2 separate regions of the Homo sapiens genome follow, and region 1 is linked to region 2. The links are chromatin contacts, found by POLR2A ChIA-PET in ENCODE. All regions are on one chromosome and are shown on one strand. Each heading gives the region's core, a stretch centred on a gene start or an enhancer-like site at or near the end of the contact. The rest is flanking DNA. Distances are from core to core; before and after follow the strand shown. Region 1 overlaps ARHGAP26 (Rho GTPase activating protein 26). Region 2 overlaps ARHGAP26 (Rho GTPase activating protein 26).

The links. ChIA-PET counts read pairs that join two places held with the same protein, here RNA polymerase II (POLR2A).
Region 1: POLR2A ChIA-PET joins it to region 2 with 10 read pairs in activated CD4-positive, alpha-beta T cell. The contact joins two enhancer-like sites. POLR2A ChIA-PET finds 5 or more read pairs at or near these places in 3 of 52 experiments (CD4-positive, alpha-beta memory T cell, activated CD4-positive, alpha-beta T cell and activated T-cell).

What each region holds. Positions count from the first base shown.
Region 1 is chr5:142,945,720-142,948,419 of GRCh38, reverse strand. The region is part of intron 11 of ARHGAP26 (Rho GTPase activating protein 26); the gene reads right to left. Among named protein-coding and RNA genes, the nearest start is that of ARHGAP26-AS1, 78 kb to the right of the region's middle. Within about 2 kb of position 1,404, at least 2 of the 41 ENCODE cell types and tissues checked have a DNase peak (open chromatin) inside an H3K27ac peak, as active enhancers do.
Region 2 is chr5:142,844,122-142,847,076 of GRCh38, reverse strand. The region is part of intron 1 of ARHGAP26 (Rho GTPase activating protein 26); the gene reads right to left. Among named protein-coding and RNA genes, the nearest start is that of ARHGAP26-AS1, 23 kb to the left of the region's middle. Within about 2 kb of position 1,701, at least 18 of the 41 ENCODE cell types and tissues checked have a DNase peak (open chromatin) inside an H3K27ac peak, as active enhancers do.

The DNA.
Region 1 (2,700 bases), core at 155-2,654, 100 kb before region 2:
ATATATATATTTAATACACACAAGTACGTATAGTCATATATACTCATATATATATACATATTCACATATGCACACATATTCATATATACACACATGCACACCCATCCTAATTTTACTGCTGGTGCTAGAGACAGTGTTACAAACTTCCCAACCAATTCCTGATCCCTGGGCTCTAATAAGCCTTCTGACCTGAGACTTTCTCTGGTGTGACATTTAGTATATGGTTTCTGCCATATACTAAAAATTACTAAGAAAAGGAAAAGGCATCCTGAATCGCTTGAAAGTGCCACGTCTAAAGTGCCGCATCAAAGCCCGCGTCTGAAAAGGGAAACATGCTCTTGGGTTCTCTTTTTTAAATCCATTCATTCAAAAAAAAATGTTTTGTTTAAGACACAAGGTATGATTATGTTGCCCAGGCTGGAGTGCAGTGGCCATTCACAGGTGCAATCACAGCACACTATAGCCTCAAACTCCTGGGCTCAAGTGATCCACCCGCTTCACACTCCCGAGCAGCTGGGATTCCAGGCGTACACCACTGCACCTAGTTTAATAATAAATATTTATTGAACATGGATTCTCAATCAGTATACTCAACGATCTTGGCCAGGGGCTGTTCTAGGTTCTGGGATTATAGTGAAGAACAAGAAAGTCAAGATCCTCGCCTTCATGGATTTCCATTCAGAGTGGCCCAATAATGAACAAAACCCAAGACATTCAACAAATCAACTTGAGTATAGACTAGTTAACAGAAAACCACTCAATTTATTGCCTCCAAGTTAATTCAGTGAGTAATAGGTGCTTATTATGTTTCACAGCACTCTACTAAGCACCCTAACAAAAATTTTAAGGTTATAACAGACAGGATCAATCCCTGCCCTCAGCAGGTCAACATCTCCCTGGCATGACAACACACAGAGGTAAGAACTAGGCAGAGAAATTGCCAAAGAAGGGTATTGGTATCCATCCAAAATGCCTTGCATAGCCAACAACTACTGTAGGAGAAAGATGACATTCATCTCAGCAAAGTAGTAATAAGAAGAGATTAAGTTAAGAAGTACTCCAGTATATTCAATGCTAGGCAGCAGCACCACCATCCCTCCCTCCCTCCAAATGAACAAACAAAAAGTCCACATCAATTTACCCCAAGAATGTTGATGATTTCCTTAGTTTGGCTGAGATAAAGCTCTCTTTAGATTTATAGTGAAAACTAACTAGCAATGGTTAATTGCAAGAGGACATATTTCTAACCTGAGAGGTCTCTCAGCTCAGTTTCTCCCTCCACCCCATCTCTCTCTCTCTCTTTTTTTTTTTTTTTTTTTTTTTTACTTTTAAAAATAAAGAGGTAGAAAGTGGGGAACCTTGCTTTTCTGGGCATTGGGTCAAGACCACACAGAGCGTGGGAGCAATGGCAGCTGGCTGGGGCTGGCTAAGGCCGCACTCCCTTTGCTCTGCCTTTGGCCATAACCACTAGACCGCACGTTTGCACTATTTTCCAAATAACCAAAAGGGAAGACTTTTAAAACCATACTAGAACATAACTTTGTTTTTAGGATGTGTTTACTTGTTCTGGTAAAGGTCATGGGGCAGGATTTTGGGGAACACAACTAAAAAGAATGCAGTAAAACTGGCATCATAAGCTCTCTCAATTTGACCACATTTGAGCCCAGTTCAGCAAATCCAAAGATACATTTTCAAAAATGCATATCCTGTTTCACACCTCACCACAAAGCAAACAACCTAATTTGCAGACTTTCTAATACTCATAATGCCTCTAGGTCCTCCTGTCAACATGTGTTTTTAAATATCATCTTTGATTTGATCACTAACAAATATTACCACTTTCTGGTTTTTGGAGAATAAGAAAAAGCTGCAGAAATTGACAGAAAAGCCAGCTCCATCATTCTTCAAATGAACAAAGTCTCACTCTTATAAGAACTTTCTTTTGCAAATTGCATTTCCCACAAAGAAAAAAAAAATTGAAGCTAATCCAACCATAATCTCCACTCCCACAAATCACTGCCCAATATCTGAAAGAGGGTCAATGTAACTGGTGCTGTTGCTGGAGGTGAGAGGTCACAGCTCGGAATGTCTAGTAAGATCATATTATGGCCTCAAATGTCTTTAAACCAACAACTACAATACAGATAACAAACTGTATAAGGAAGAATATATGATGTGAGTAGATAGGGTAGAAGATACAATGTTCAAAAGCAATAGATGTATTACAAGGAAATCTACAAAACTGAGATTGAATATATGTCAGAGAGGCTTTAGAAGATGCAGAGAGAGAAACTTAAGTGGTTTGATTATGGAAATGTATGAATTATTACCTAGATGAAGGGAGGATAGTGACAACAGTTCCCAGATACACTGCAAGATGGGAACAGAGATAGGATGCTCTCCTGATGTTCAACTATCTGGACATCAGCTAGTGGTGATGTTCCTTTAAAAAGCCAAGCCTCTAACTGTTCCAGGTTAAATGAGACTGAGGAGATGTGACAACTAATTGCAATATGTGATCTGGGATAAAAGACACTGGACCAGAAAAATATATATATTAGTGAGATAACTGGCAAAATTTAAGACTTGTAAAATAGATAATAATATTGTATCAGTGTTAATTTCCAGGTCTGATCATTGTACTGTGTTATGTAAGACACTAACATTTAGGTTATCTGGGTGGAAAGTATTCTGGAATTC
Region 2 (2,955 bases), core at 452-2,951:
ACCGAGAGCAAGCAACAGAGCTGAGATTCTCACTCTGGCAGCCCCACATGGGGCCCTTCATGAATCACCCCCCGCTACCCATTTTTTCACAGACCCCTTCTTAGGTTTCCTACCCACCTCATAAGGTTGTTCTGAGATAAGACGTGAAAAGTCCTTAGCACACCGAGTGGTTCTGGATCTCACTGTCCCCCCATGGTATCCTCCTTTAAGGGAGAGTTATTCACATACATGTATGCTTTAAGCATACTAATCAATACATATTGAATTAATGAATGAAGAAAGAGAAAACAAGACTAAAGGACATCTGCCAAACTACTCAAATAAGATACCAAAGTGTCTTACAAGTGGTTACTCAACATCCTATATATAGATTCTCACAGGACAGCACAAAATGTAAGTCTCTTTTGCTCCCAAATGTCTATGAGATGCAGTCTTCATTCTGGGGTATAAAGGGGAAGTGGCAGGGGTGGTCACAGCAGAGGAGTGAGCAGGAATGACATAGCACATCCTAGAAGCAGCAGGCCCAGTTCTGCAGCCCTTACTAAGATAAAATCCCCACTGAAGGGAAATCCCATCCAAATCCTCTTTGCCAGAGAGGAGAAGAAGGTCAAACAGACTAATCCTCAAAAAGACCTGAAATTCTGGCTCACCTGGGCCACACCAAAAGACATTCCCCTGGGAGCAAGAGACAGGCACGAAAGGTGGCATGCCCCACCCTCCCACCTATGCACTGGTGACTCCTCCTCACCCGACACATATACCTCGGCACCCCTCTGAGCTTGGATACAACTCCAGCCATGTGACCTTGGAAAGGTCTCAGGCCCGTGAGATAATACCAGAACCACCCTCACACAGGTAACTGTGGCCCAACAGGTAATACACAAAGCCAGCGTCTGGCATATAACTCAACATGAGTCAGCTATAAATGTGAGCAGACAATGGTGATACAGAGACCCAAACGCTGCAGTACACTGCCCTCCCTTGAAACTAATGCGTGGCTTTCACACATGGATACCTTAGGTAGCCAGTTTCACTGCGGTGCACAAAATAAACCTCTTTGACCATAACAACAAAAAAATCAAAACGTGATTGGTCTCACAGGGGAAAAAAAGGCATGTGAGTGAAGTGTGGGTGAGGAAACAAGGAGAAAATGCAGGCAGGGAAATGGAAAAAAAGAAAAGGATGCAGCCTGACCAACTGCTGACAAGCCAAGAGCTGAGCTTGGGGAGGAAGTAGAGGCAGGTCTCTGTGGGGACTCAGAGCTTAGTCTATCAAGAAGAGAGATGTGAGGGGTCAGTCATGTCCCTGAAGCCATCATGGTGAGGACCTGCCAGCCAGAAGACAGGGCCGCCAGTTATCTGGACACCAGCCAGAGCTGACACTCAGCTGCTTTAGCTGATTTTAGTACTGAGAAGCTGATATGTGTCTGTACATAAACAGTACACACAGAAGCCTCTTCCTTTTCTAAAAATACACGGGTCTGCAGTTCAGCACTGAGAAGGCCACCTAGAGCACATAACAAAGACAGTAACTGCGGATGTCTGGCCACCAGAAGGAAAAGCATTTCCTTTATCAGCAAAGGGCGTGAAGTCACCCTTTACCCCAGAGGCCTGACTCCATCTAGGGGAACTGCATGGCACAGAAGACCTCCATGATTTCAGAGAGCTGACCTGACTCCCACCTTGGACATTTGCTATTCTTAACTGCTCTGAGACTCAGCTTCCTCATCTGTGAAGCAGGGTGATAACAAATACCCACCCGGAAGCATTCTTCTAAGGATGAGAAATAATGAATGCAAACCACCTAGACACAGTTCCTGGTACAGAACAGACGATCAACACACAGTAGCTTGGTTCTTCCTAAAATCCCAGAGTCTTTGCTGCTCCCTCTCCTCTCATCCCTGAAATAACCCAACTGAGGAAGAGAAAGACTGATTTTCCCTGCTCTCGTAGCAGCCTCCCTCAAGAGCTGCAGCTCCTCAGGATATTCCTGGTGCTTGTTCTGGGCAGCAACACAGGCCAAGAAATCAGGAGTCTGCTCACTAGCGAACGGAGGAGAAGACGAAAAGGAAGTGCATCCCTCCAGTCCTCACAGAGGGCTCCTCCACACGTGCTGGTCTCAGTTAAGTTCAGCAGGCATCAGAGAGCAGGGGAGGAATAGCCTGCAAAACGGGGGCTACCATCCTACAATCAATTAAAAGAGTTCTTTTTTTTTTTTTTTTTGAGACGCAGTCTCACTCTGTTGTCCCAGCTGTAGTGCAGTGGTGTGATCTCGGCTCACTGCAACCTCCACCTCCCAGATTCAAGCGATTCTCTTGCCTCCGCCTCCCAAGTAGCTGGGATTATAGGAGCCCACCACCAGGCCCGGCTAATTTTTATATTGACAGGATGTCATCATGTTGACCAGGCTGGTCTCAAACTGCTGACCTCAGGTGATCCACCGCCTTGGCCTCCCAAACTGCTGGGATTACAGACGTGAGCCACTACGCCCAGCCTAAAAGAGTTCTTATTCTGGAGTTCTCAAAGAGCTCTAGAAGGTCCTGGCCCTGAACCCTCTGAAATTGAAAATGAATTTTGGGTAAAGAGGCTTTTTCTTGGGAAATTGTCCTGAACTTTCATCATATTTCAAAGTCTTTGACACTACCCTCAAAAAGAAAAAAAAAAAAGCTTTAAAACTGCTAACTCATTCATGGAAAACAAGAATGTCTGAGAAAGACTAATATAAAGCACTGGGCACTGTGGCTCACACCTGTAATCCCAGCACTCTGGGAGGCCGAGGCAGGCGGATCACCTGAGGTCAGGAGTTTGAGACCAGCCTGGTCGATATGGCGAAACCCCATCTCTACTAAAAATACAAAAATCAGCCAGGTGTGGTGGTGGGTACCTATAATCCCAGCTACTCAGGAGGCTGAGGCATGAGAATCGCTCAAACCCAGAAGTGGAGGTTGCAGTGAGC